2 separate regions of the Homo sapiens genome follow, and region 2 is linked to region 1. A link is a contact called in ENCODE Hi-C or POLR2A ChIA-PET data. All regions are on one chromosome and are shown on one strand. Each heading gives the region's core, a stretch centred on a gene start or an enhancer-like site at or near the end of the contact. The rest is flanking DNA. Distances are from core to core; before and after follow the strand shown. Region 1 holds the start of UGP2 (UDP-glucose pyrophosphorylase 2). Region 2 holds the start of ARHGAP25 (Rho GTPase activating protein 25).

Region 1 (5,951 bases), core at 2,573-5,072:
CTACCATAAGGGATATGCCAGAAATCCTAATACAGTACATCATACATAGTAAGAGCTCAAAAAAAATTTTGTTCACTGTATTCAGAAGAAAACCGTCACCAACTTGTACTCAAGTTGAGAGGTTATAAAAACTACAACCAAATTCATATTGTCCAAACGTTACCTTGCCCCACCCCGGCACTTTTTTTTTTTTTTTTTAACATAATAACACCTAGGCCTGAACATGAAACCTGGAATAGGAAAATAAAGAACTTTCATACCTGCCTTTTTTCTTTTAGTTCTGTTGATGACATGTGGTTATATTTTGGGTGGCAATGCTATCTGAAAGGCCACCATCATTTCAGGAAAGAAAAGTAAAATTGACTGGCTACCTAATATGTGCCTAGCACATCCACATAGTTCATCTCATTTCAGCCTCTCAATAACCCTGAGGCATAAGCATTACTGCCCAATTTTTATCTAAGAAGAAACTGAGGTTTGAAAGGTATGTGCCTAAGATCACCTGCTAGTAACGGTATTCAAATCTAAGTCTGTACCTTTCCATCTTTCTCAACATTTATATAATCTAAGAGGTGTTATAAAAACTACAACCAAAAATGTAAGATAAGCTACTAAATAGTAGATGGAAAATGCTAAGCTGTGGGCTTCTCATTTGTCATCCATGACAAATTCATTTAGAGTATCGTCCACTTACAAAACACTGTATTTCTCCCAAGGATATAATATTATCTTTGCCCAATGGGAACTGACAGTCTAGCTGGAGAAACAGGCCATTTCCACAGTTGTTAATGTTAGAAGCAACAAAAGATGTCGGGAAGGACTAGGGTTTTAGACACACTCATGTAAGAATTTCAGTGCTGTGCACTAGCAGCTCACACCTGTAATCCCAGTACTCTGGGAGGCTGAGGCTAGAAGATCGCTTAAGACCAGGAGTTTGAGACCAGCCTGAGAAACATAGGGAAAGCCTGTCTCTTTAAAAAAGGAGAAAAGTAGCCAGGCATGGTGGTGTGCACCTGTAGTCCCAGCTACTCAGGGGGCTGAGGTGGGAAAATTGCTTAAGCCAAGGAGATCAAGGCTGCAGTGAGCTGTGATCGCACCACTGCACTCCAGCCTGGCAACAAAGTGAGACCCTGCCTCAAAATCAATCTATCAATCAATCAGTGCTTTATACAAGCTGTGAACTTTGGACAAGATACTTAACTTTCCTCACCTGTAAGGGCAGGATAAAAAATCTACATCTCAGGACTCTTATAAAGCTTGAGAAAACCCATGAAAAAAAAAAGTTAGAAACCTAACATTTGTTAACTCTTTCCCCTATGAAGGAGCATGAACTACTAAGTGCCAGTGATTGGAAATATCAATATTTTCTGCAGCAAAGATCAAAGAATTTGATTTGCTTAAAAAAATAATCAAAACCAAAATTTCCAACCCTTACACTTGAAAGCTCTTTTGTGGAGACAGCTGTGTCATTTGCCAATTAGGTTTATCATTTACAACAGCAGCAGAGTTAAACATATAGAGGGCTCACACTGTACAAAATTTAAACAATGATAAACAGGAGCACATTCATGTCAAAAAATTTTGAGGAGGTGTCATATTCTTGTGCAAAACTGCCCATCTTAAAAGGAAAACTACCATTTAAAGTAAAAATGTATGACAACTATAGGCTATGGCATATGCCTAAGTCCCATCTACTCAGGAGGCTAACGCAGGAGGACAGCTTGAGCCCAGGGGCTTGAGGCTGTAGTGCACTATGATTGTTCCTGTGAATACCCACTGTACTCCAGCGTGGACAACACAGTAAGACCTTGACAAAAAAAGAAGAAAGAAAAAGAAAAAAGAAAAAAAGTGGCTGGCAACTAAGTGCAATCTGGTATCTTAGAGTGAATCATGGGAACTGTAATCTGAACAAAGCCTTTAGTTAACAGTAATGTACCTATGTTAATTTCTTAGTTTTGACAAATGTGCAACTTTTCTATAAATCCTGAAGTATTCCAAAATATAAAAAGTTTTTTTAAAAAAAGTGGATGACAAAGTAATGACAAACATACACAGCAACTCTTACCACTTGATTTTGAATCTTCTGAGGACAAGTTGGCATTACAGCAAAGGCTGTGAAATCAGTCAATGCTTGCCAATTCTGCAACCTATTCTAAAGCATAACTCTACATGGAACACCTTGGGTTTATTAATATTTCTAACTTTTAAAGAGAAGTAACTTGTCCACTTTTACCTAGCATATTCTTGCAAAATACCGCCTTTATGGTAACTGAATATTGTTATTACAAAACCAGTACGTTTCTAACAGTTCTGCCTTTCTATTCTTGAATAAGACATTTACTCAATCAGAACATAAGCATCTCTTACCACATATAAGGTATAACATGAATTTGAAAGTCTAATAACAAGTGACATTTCTGAGCTTAGCGCTAAAGGCAAGCATAGCGTTCGATCTGTTTCGATAATAACACAGGCAGTCGAATTCTCTTACTTTAATCTACTACACAAAATTTAAAGAAGAGTTAATAAAGCGATGTAGAACTCAGTAGGGCATTTTTATTCCCAGGGTCAAATGATGGCCATTACTGACACAACTTTTTTTTTCCAAAAGTACACCTACATTTATCAGGAAGCATAATAAGTGTTTGTGAACTTTACTAGCTGTGTGTTCATCAAGATGGCTGAAGCTTTCACACACTGGAGTCTACAAGGAAAGAGTTTACTTGCATACCAGAAGGCAAATCTCATGCTACAAACTGGTGTCAAAGGTTTATGCCAGCACCAATTTCAGTGAGTACACCGTACACACATGCATTCATATACACGTTACTGATAATCTCAGTTGAGGCATTCCCTAACCCTTTTTAAATACACATGTGGAATTTAGAGAGCAGTTTTCAAACTTCAAAGGAACCTTAATCATCTTTTCATAGTTCAAAAAAGGAAAAAATAAACACAGCAATGCAGCAAAGTCATTTCTCCAGCTGAAATGACCTCCAGCTTCTTCGGGCTACTCCCAGTTTCGCAATAAGTGAATCTGAGACGCAAACCACGTACACACAAACGAAGTAGAAGCGGAGAACACTAAAGCTTCCCCAACAGTCCCGGCAAAACCCACCCGGCTTTTCTCAGTCCTCCCGCTTCCCCAGCCCTTCCCGTCTGCGTGCACGCACAGGTACCTTGACACAGACCAGGAAAAGAGAACAAGGATTAATTAGCAGCCAAAAATCCTGTTTTATCACTTACAGCCACTATCCAGGAAAGCGACGGTACTACTAACCTGATTTCAGGGAGGCAAAACTAAACCCAGCAGGGTACAGGAGCATAAATTATACGCGTCTGGAACGTCAACCCAGCAGCTCAAGGCAGCTCAGATGACAATTCAACGAAAAGGGTTTCGCAAATGTTATCTCAAATGAACATTTCCACTTCCAAACCACCCACCAACCTCTCCACTGTCAGTACCCAAATTTGCCTGAAGCAACTCGGGATATAAGCAGCAGCATTTCTTACCTTGTACAAATCTCGACATTTTAGGGGCTTAGTAAAATACTCCGGCTTTTTTTTTTTTTTTCTAGAGGAGTCACGCTACAGGGCAGGTCTCTCTTCCTCTCCTGCTTTAACAACCGATGTATTCTTTCTCCTCCTATATTTAACTACTTAAGGGAGTATTTATTCAAAGCGATTAAAACTGGCTCAAGAAAAAAGAAAAGAAAGAAAGAAACTCCTTCCCCAATTCCAAAAGACGGAAACTTGGTGCGACTGAGTCGGTTTGGGAACTCCTGAGCTCCGGACACAAATGAGGGCCAGCTGGAGACTCCCGGAAAAGGTAAAACCACACGAACTTAAATTTCTTCAATGAAAGAGGCGGACCTACAGCGGCTATTTCACCGCCCCCAAGTCCCCACGCCCTCCAGGGCTGTACTGCAGGAGGCACTGGCAGGCCGCGCCCCTAGCTGCCCCCTCCCCGCGCCGCCGTCCAGGCCCCAAACGCCTCCCCCGAAAACCCCGGTTAACAGCGGCTCCCGCCCAAGCAGGGGTCGGGGAGGCGGGCGAGGCCGGCCAGCGGGGGCAGTGCAACCATTTTCACCAGCCATAAACATCCTGGGACTAGGAGGCGCTACCAATTCCACGCTCTGGCTGGCCGACCGGTCGGGGCCTCAGCTCCCCGCCTTCCCGCCTCGAGCAGTGAAACCCGGCCGCAGCTTTTTCTCGGTAGGGGCCGAAGGCTACGCTGCCCCTCCCCCGCAGCGGACACTAAGGGGTCACCGGCTAGAGGCAGACCCGTGCACCGGCGCGGGAGTCCCAAGGGAGGGCACCGACCCTTCCCGTACATATTCTCGCCCCGCCTGCCCTGCGCTCCTCAGAAGCCCAAATTCCGCCTCCGAGACCACACAGCGGGCCAGCGAGAGCGGGAAACACACTCATCCAGGGGGTCGCCGGAAGCCCAACCCCGCCCCTCCTCAAGCCGCCAGCGAGACCCACCTTCCTCTTCCTTTAGCAGCTGGGAAATTGGGGGCGTTTATGGCGCCCCGGGAAGAAGGCTCGCAGGCTGAAAGTCACCTCTGAGGCGCCCTTCTCTCTCTCTCTCTTCCCTCACACATGCACACCTTGAGCCCCTCCCTAACGGTCGCAGCCCAGCTGCTAACCCCCCCTTGTCCACCCGTCAGCCGGCTCCCGACACCCACAGCCCCTACTTTCTCCTAAACACCTCCCCTCCCCCTCCATTCGGAGCAGCCCCTTCAATGCGGAAATGTCCCTGCCGCACGGACCGACAGGCGCAGCCGCCAGTCAGGAGCCGAGGCGGACGCAGGCTCTGGCCAATGAGACGTGTGGAGGTGGCAAGGGGCGGGGCGTTGCGGCACTTGAGAGCCCGTCGGAGTTGGGCACTGAGCAGTACGCGGGGATACCGCGCGTGGGAGCAGCACTTACGGCGGCGTTGCGGCCAGGGAAGCCTCGCCAGTATATCTCAGTGAGGGAGAGCACCTGAGCACGACTGGTTATTTTTCCAATCAGTAAAAATATTCCCGCTGACTAGGGACTAAAGAAAGCCCTGCGGATAGAGCCGGAGCTCCCCACCGCAGCTGCCCCGAGGGAGCCCAGACGCTTCTCAGGGGACGCTTGCTCCCCTCATCACATCTGGTTGGGGGAGGGTGAGGATGCGTTAGGGAGTAGGCATTGGCCTGTGTGGGCCAGCTAACAAAAGGAGGGTTTAGGCATTGAAGAAAGTGACAAGTGAAGGCTCCCTCACCGGAACCACCACCATCCCCATTGCCCCGGTTCCTAATCCTGTAGAGCTGCTGTGATAGGCGTTTACTTTTCTCTTCAACGTGGAACTGGCCTAAGTTACTCCTCAAGAGATGCTTTTCTTTTGGTAGATTCTTGAAGTCCTCAAGGAAAGAGGATGTTACACGGAACTTGACACTAGCCTGGGGACTGTTACAGGGCCAGCCCACGGCTTGTCAAATCACACCTGGTACCGTCAACCCCACCTGCATCTAAGACTCAGTGTGCCTGGCAGCGAGTGCATTTCAGACTTTGCATTTCCACTTTAAGACTCAAATAGCCCGCACCAGGGCAGATGATTTGCCAGCGCCTTCTCTTAAGTGCCTTCAATAAACAAGTACGGTAATTACAGAAGAGTTTGAGGCTTTGGGCAGCACTAATCAACCAAGGTAAAGTGAGAATTTTTTAATGACTCATTGTCTAAACAAAGGAACTTTGATTTTTTGGTTCTACGTCTTTATATGGAAATGTTATTAGAACAAACAACACAGAAAAGGCTAGTGAAAAATTGTTATACTAGAGAATGACAACCATTGGTACTGTGTTTCTTACATGAAATCCAAAAAGATTACACTCAAAAACCTCTCGGCCGTAAAACGAATTTTCCCCAGACAAAACAAGTGTCTAAAATCCAGATGTCTACAGTTTAATAACAGCATTTGGAG
Region 2 (5,951 bases), core at 2,492-4,991, 4.9 Mb before region 1:
CAGACCACATTCAGTCCATAACCCAGGCTGGTCTGGTTAGCATATAGTAAGTTTGGTAATGAATTGTAAAGAAAGCACTCACCACTTTCTGATGTTCAGAAAGCTGAACATCAAACAAACACAAATCAGTTCACCATGGGCTATATAGTTTCAGGATTCTCCTGAAACTGGGGAACCAGCATTTCAGTGTTCAAATAAGGTACAAAATGTGCTCAAGTAGACTGGCCTGGTCATTGGGAAGCCATGTAACTCTTTCAAGAAAGCCCTGTAACCTGGGGCTGGAGGTCCAGAAAGTCTGGACCTGTCCTCCAGTGATGACAATTCAGTTAAAAAGGCAAAATATTTGAGTAACTGCGTGAAGGCAGTGAAAGGCTGTCATGATTCTAAAATTGAAAATGATAAAGGATCACAGGAAGAAGTGTGTGCTCTTGGCTCCACCTCAAGTCAAGACTGTTTGTTCTGCATTTTCCTTTTTCTTCCAACCCCTATTCCTGCCAGGATCAATAGGTCAGATTCAGGAAGTTCTGTGACTTTTCTTCATCACTGCATGAAAATCTGTCAGACTCATGGTAGTGGACTCAGGTGAGTCTGCCATCCAGCAAGACCCTCTTCAGCTCTGAGATGGAAGTACAGTGGAGAGTCCCTCCCCTCGCTCTCAGAGACTTTCACTTTCACTCCAGCTCACAAGATTCTGGGGAAACTGGAAGCATAGCTCATCAAAAAAAGCTAGGGCCCCTTTCCTGGGTCACATTCTGGGTCAGTGTCTTGCTATTTCACCAAGGGCCCATTCTAGTGTCCTTCCTAAGCTATGGCCTGGCTCCCTGAGGACAGATCTCAATAAAAGCCTCCAAAAAATTGAGCTACAGAGTGAATCATGAGTTAATATTTGGGTTCTAGTCCCAAATGACCTTATATTCCACCCTTTTGGTGATCATCTACTCCAGGAGTTCTCAATTAGAGAAGATATTACCCTCACCCCCATCCCCAAGGAACACTTGGCTATATGTAAAGACAGTTTTATTTGTCACAACTGGTAGTGGTAGGGGGGTGTTACCATCACCTAGAAGGTAGAGGCCAAGGATTCTGCTAAACATCCTATAATTCACAGGACAGGCCCCACAACAAAAAACTATCCAACCCCAAATGTCAATGGTATCTAGGTTGAGAAAACGTTAAAACCACAGATTGTCAGCTTTCCTGACATAACTCCCAGTTCCACAGGTCTTCCCAATAGAGGTAAGTTTCTTTGATATATTGGTAAGCCAGTTCCTACAGTTACACCTGGACACAGGATGCTGGAGAGGGGACTGGAAGTCCTGTGACTGAGTCAAGGGCTCTCCCCCATCAGAGGACTCAGATTATGATCTGAATTCTAGTTCATGTGACACTTATAAATGCATCCTACTGTAGTCCAGTCCTTCAGGGTGACAAACTTATAGATAGCATGGATAATGACAAGGGCTCCTCTGTATTTCATTATGTCCTTATTATTATTTTTTCATTAAGTAATACTAAATAACATCATCTGCTTGTTTTTGTTGGCTGAAGCATTCATTCAGCCAACAAATATTTATTGTGTGCCCAGTTAAGAACAAGCACTGTGCCCTATACTAAATGGGTGAAAACTGTCTGCTGGGGCTAGTGAACATAGACCACAGTACCTACAGCAGGAATTCTTCCTCAGGTGAGGATGAAAGTGGGGGGTGCTTGTCAAAATGCAGGATCCTGGGCCTTCCTCCAGAGATTCTGATTTTGTAAGGATGGTGCCCAGAAATCTGCATTTTTAGCCAGCACTTGATGTGAGTCTGATATAGGTTATCTATGGGACCATGCTTTAAGAAACATTGGTAAAAATCATGAAATTCACTCAATCAAATCCCAGACCTGAGTATATGCAGTCTTGAGCTCTAGTGTGGTAATTTCCTATATCTGTGAAAAAAATCATTTAACTATTAATTGTCTCAACTTTCTTGTTTTTTAAACCAAAGGAGAGTAAGACCCTAATAACCTGTGTTCAAACATAGGTGGAGAGAAGGCAGAATGACCTTATTTATGTAGAAGCAGGACACTTTCAAAGGAACAGAACCATATAATTTGTATGACATAGATTGAGCATTAGCCAAGTACATTTGTATCAATGATAGTTAGGAGGAAAATCTCTTGCTTTTGTAAGAGGTATGAACATTACCTTTTCTCTGAACTGACCTCAGCATACAATCATTCACAGCTTGATTAGGGAACGCTAATCTCCCCTAGTTATCAAGATAAATGGCTTCTCTGATTACTCTGTTTTCTTTCAAACCCTTTCTCAGACCTACATCATTAATGCTCCGCTTGTGACTTTTCAATGGAGCACTTATTTTAGTAGCACACTTAACCCCATTAGAGGTTCAAATCTAAACCTTTTTCCAAGCAAAATTCCTCCAAGCTGTTAGAAACACCTTAATACTTATCTATATCTAATATCAAGGAAGTTATCTCATGTATGGGTGAGATACATAAATGTAGGCAATAGTTTTCAGCCCGATTGCTCTGATGTGAATTACTGTGACCAATTTAGCAATAGAAGAAATCTATGTAAAGAACTTCATAACGAATATATAGATTAAACTTAATGTATCACTATCATCATTAGAAGGACAGGGTATGGATTAAAGGCCAGACTATCTCAGAAAATATGCCAGTCTCCCTTAAAATAATAAAAAATACATCTCTTTTCCAACTCATCTAAGAATTCCCTCCCATTCTGTTCCTTTAATTATATTTTTATTAAGTAAGGTCTTTATTATACTTTAGTACGTTTTTATGTTCCTGTCTTGTTTTTGTTGTCTACCTTTTGCTACTACCTTTTAATACACCTTGACTCCTGGGCTCACAAAACAGAACACCCATTGAATTTACTTACAGATTGAGCACTTCAAAAGACTCTAGTCTTTGTGCTCCTGTTCAGAACCATTCAAAATATGGATGAGTTTCCAAACAGGAAGGAAATGGAATATGCTAAAAACTCACAGTTTTGTGTGTAGTCTGTAGCCTTAAATCATCCGAAGTACCCCAGATCCTGCACACCAAGGAGTGCCATCCCACTGTTTTGTCCAAATGAAAGAGAACCCCCTCCCAGCATTTTAGAACTTGGACCTGGCATGCCAACTTAAATGCAAATGGTCCCTCAAACTCAGATTTGCTGCGAGATCCATTTTTAAGTAGACTATGCTCCCTGCAGACCAACATGCAAATGGTGCTCGAGTATACGTAAGAATCACAGAGGCAACGAAAAGACACCAACCATACCTATTTTCGCAGCCTCCACTTTCAGGTTGAAATCCCAGTTCCTTGGCAATTTTAGGGACATTTTGCTTCCAGTTTAAGTGAGTAGTTAGTGAAGCGGTGAGTCTGTCACAGTTTGCGCCCTTCTTGTCTTTTCACTCTTTCCCTCTGTTTTTGTGTCTGTTTTTGTTCCTCCTTATGATTGCTTCACAAGCAATCTTAGGCTTGAGGCTGATTTGCCAACGTGTCTCCTCCTTTCTCTTAGATGAAAGGTCCATCCATCTGTCACTGGAGGATGGCACCCAAACTCCCCCAGCCTCCACCCTCAGTCCCACAGGGGCTAGCACCCTGCTTTTCTTGCTTTCAGTTTTACCAGAAATATCCCAGTTGACACTTCCCTCTGCGTCATGGGAAGCAAAGCTCCTTTTCGAAAGAATCTCAGGCCTTACTGAGTTGAGGTCGTGATAAACAACTGCTGCCTCTTGGTTTTGTGTGTGTGTGTGTGTGTTTCTTTTTTAACTGTCTGCTTCCTTGCATTTGAGGAAGTGGGTGGCTGTTCAGTGAAGATGATACATTATGAGCACTCTTTCTTGAGAAAATGGTTTTTGGAAATGCTTGAAAAACCAGAATGGTTGCTTCTGTTATAAAAGATTACAGTTTTAATTAGAAGAAAATGTCGAAACTCCCATCATCTACTTCAACTCTAAGCTCTCCTCTTCCTCACCTAACGGATCAAGCATCCAAAAATGGTCAGAAAAACAACAAGCATTCCCCCAAAGTTATCTTCTTTTAAATTCTTCCTGCTGTAAGGACCATGTCGCAAGCTCTCCAGGTGCTCAGGATAAAGTTTGCAAGTGATCTCAGCCTGATGTAGGGAGGGTTTTGATGTATTTGGCTTAATGAAGCAACTTAAGCTAGGTCGACCCACTCACATATCCTAAGGGTTCTTTGGCATTGTACACAGGGTGTGGGCTTTAGAATCAGGGTGTGTGGGCTGTATACATGGTGTGGGCTTCCATTTGCTAGCTCTTCAACTTTTGAACAAGCAACTGAATCTTTCCAGACCTTAATGTCCTCATCAGTAAAATGGGGTTGATAATAACCACAACTCAAAGGGTTTTTGCAGAGGAATCTAGTGCAGAGCTTGACACAGAGTGGTTGCACCACACACATTAATTCAACCTTTATTCTATTCTATTTAGTTCAGTTCTGTGACAAGCTTTCATGTTTAACTGGGTCAGCCTAACCTAGTGCTTAAGCATTTGGGCCCTGGAAACAGATCACTGGTAGTCAAATCCTGGCTTTCCTGCTGTGGGACTATGGACAAGTTTCTTGACCACTTTGTGCTTCAATTCTTATCTGTAGATGGGGCAAATAATAGGGCTTACTTCATAGGCTGTTGTGAGGCTTTAGTAGAAAAGCCAGTACAAAGTGCTCAGAACAGTCACTGCTAGCCAGCATCTAAGCTGCACGCCTTGCTCCATTCATTCTCCAACTCTCCTAGATGACTCTGTCATACTTTCTTCTTCACCTGCCACTTGCTTACTCTTACTGACGACCTGGGTTCCCGTTTCATTGAGAAAATCAATGTAACTGAAAGAGAATGTCCACAAGCTTCCCTCACTCTATCTGCTCACCTACCTGCATGCAAGCTGTATCCCTGACCTTATTCTTGGTACAATGGGTGAACTGGCTGTTAACACTCTCCCATCCCTATTGCATCATCAATTTCTTCTCTCTCTTTGATCCTTCCTGTCAGCGTTCAAACTTACTATTTTTTATCCCATAAAAAATCTCTCTGGATGCCACCACCCCCTTGGGCTAGAGTCCCATTTCTCTCCTTCATTTCTGAACCAAGCTTTAGTAAGAATTGTCTAACTTGCAAATATCTCTCCTCTTATTCTCTCCCGAATCCCTTGGTTGATGTTTTTGCCCCTATGACTCCACAAAATATATTCTCATCAAGGATACCTACGACTTCCCTGTCACTAAACTCACAGGTCAGGGCTTCATCTTCATCTCACGGGCCCATCAGCAGTGTCGGACACATTTGATAGCTCTCTCCAACTCTGAGCCCTCTGTCCATGGGGCTCCCACGGCCCATGGTTGGCCTGGCTGTCTGCCTGCCTTTCTGGCTTTTCCGTGTCTGTTTTCTTGCTGATTCCTTCTCATCTCTCTGACCTCTAAATATTGAAGGAAACCAAGACTCGACTGGACTCTTTTTCCATCCACACTCACACCTTGGTGAGCTCATCTGTCTCAAGGCTTTAAATGTCACATATTTGCAGATGATTCCAATGTGTATTTCCAGCCCAGACCCCCTGAACTCCAAATCACATGGATCTCTGCTTAGATCTATAGTAGCCATCTCAAACTAAATGTATCCAAACTGTATATCCAGAGAACGAGGCTGAAGGAACAGTGGTGACCTGGTGTATACTCCTGTCTTCAGGAATGAAAGGAGCACAAGAGAGAAGAACCTTGCAAGCGCATTTAACGCCTCTGCGCACACCCTGTCTGCTCACATTCCATTGGCCAACACAGGTCACATGGCCAAGCTCAAAGTCAGTGAGGCCGGAAGTACACCCAGTCCTCAGCAGCAGTGGGGAGGGAGAAGGGCCGGAGGGGTGGAAGAAGGGCCGGAGTGTTTGCTGATCAAGACTCCAATCCACCACACTCACCCA

What was found. Hi-C counts contacts between places; a loop is a spot of excess contacts on that map. ChIA-PET counts read pairs that join two places held with the same protein, here RNA polymerase II (POLR2A).
Region 2: a map of naive thymus-derived CD4-positive, alpha-beta T cell shows a loop between it and region 1 (17-fold over the local background). The contact joins the promoter of ARHGAP25 here to the promoter of UGP2 in region 1. A Hi-C loop is called at or near these places in 1 of 168 maps with a recorded cell type or tissue (naive thymus-derived CD4-positive, alpha-beta T cell). POLR2A ChIA-PET finds 5 or more read pairs at or near these places in 1 of 52 experiments (CD4-positive, alpha-beta T cell).

Annotation. Positions count from the first base shown.
Region 1 is chr2:63,839,767-63,845,717 of GRCh38, reverse strand. UGP2 (UDP-glucose pyrophosphorylase 2) reads right to left here and starts at 3,822. Exons shown (of 10, transcript NM_006759.4): 1 at 3,514-3,822. The coding sequence starts at 3,532. It also overlaps a transcript of WDPCP not described here. RefSeq lists enhancers at 3,716-3,765, 4,636-4,815 and a silencer at 3,866-4,175.
Region 2 is chr2:68,732,601-68,738,551 of GRCh38, reverse strand. ARHGAP25 (Rho GTPase activating protein 25) reads right to left here and starts at 3,741. Exons shown (of 11, transcript NM_001007231.3): 1 at 3,292-3,741. The coding sequence starts at 3,352.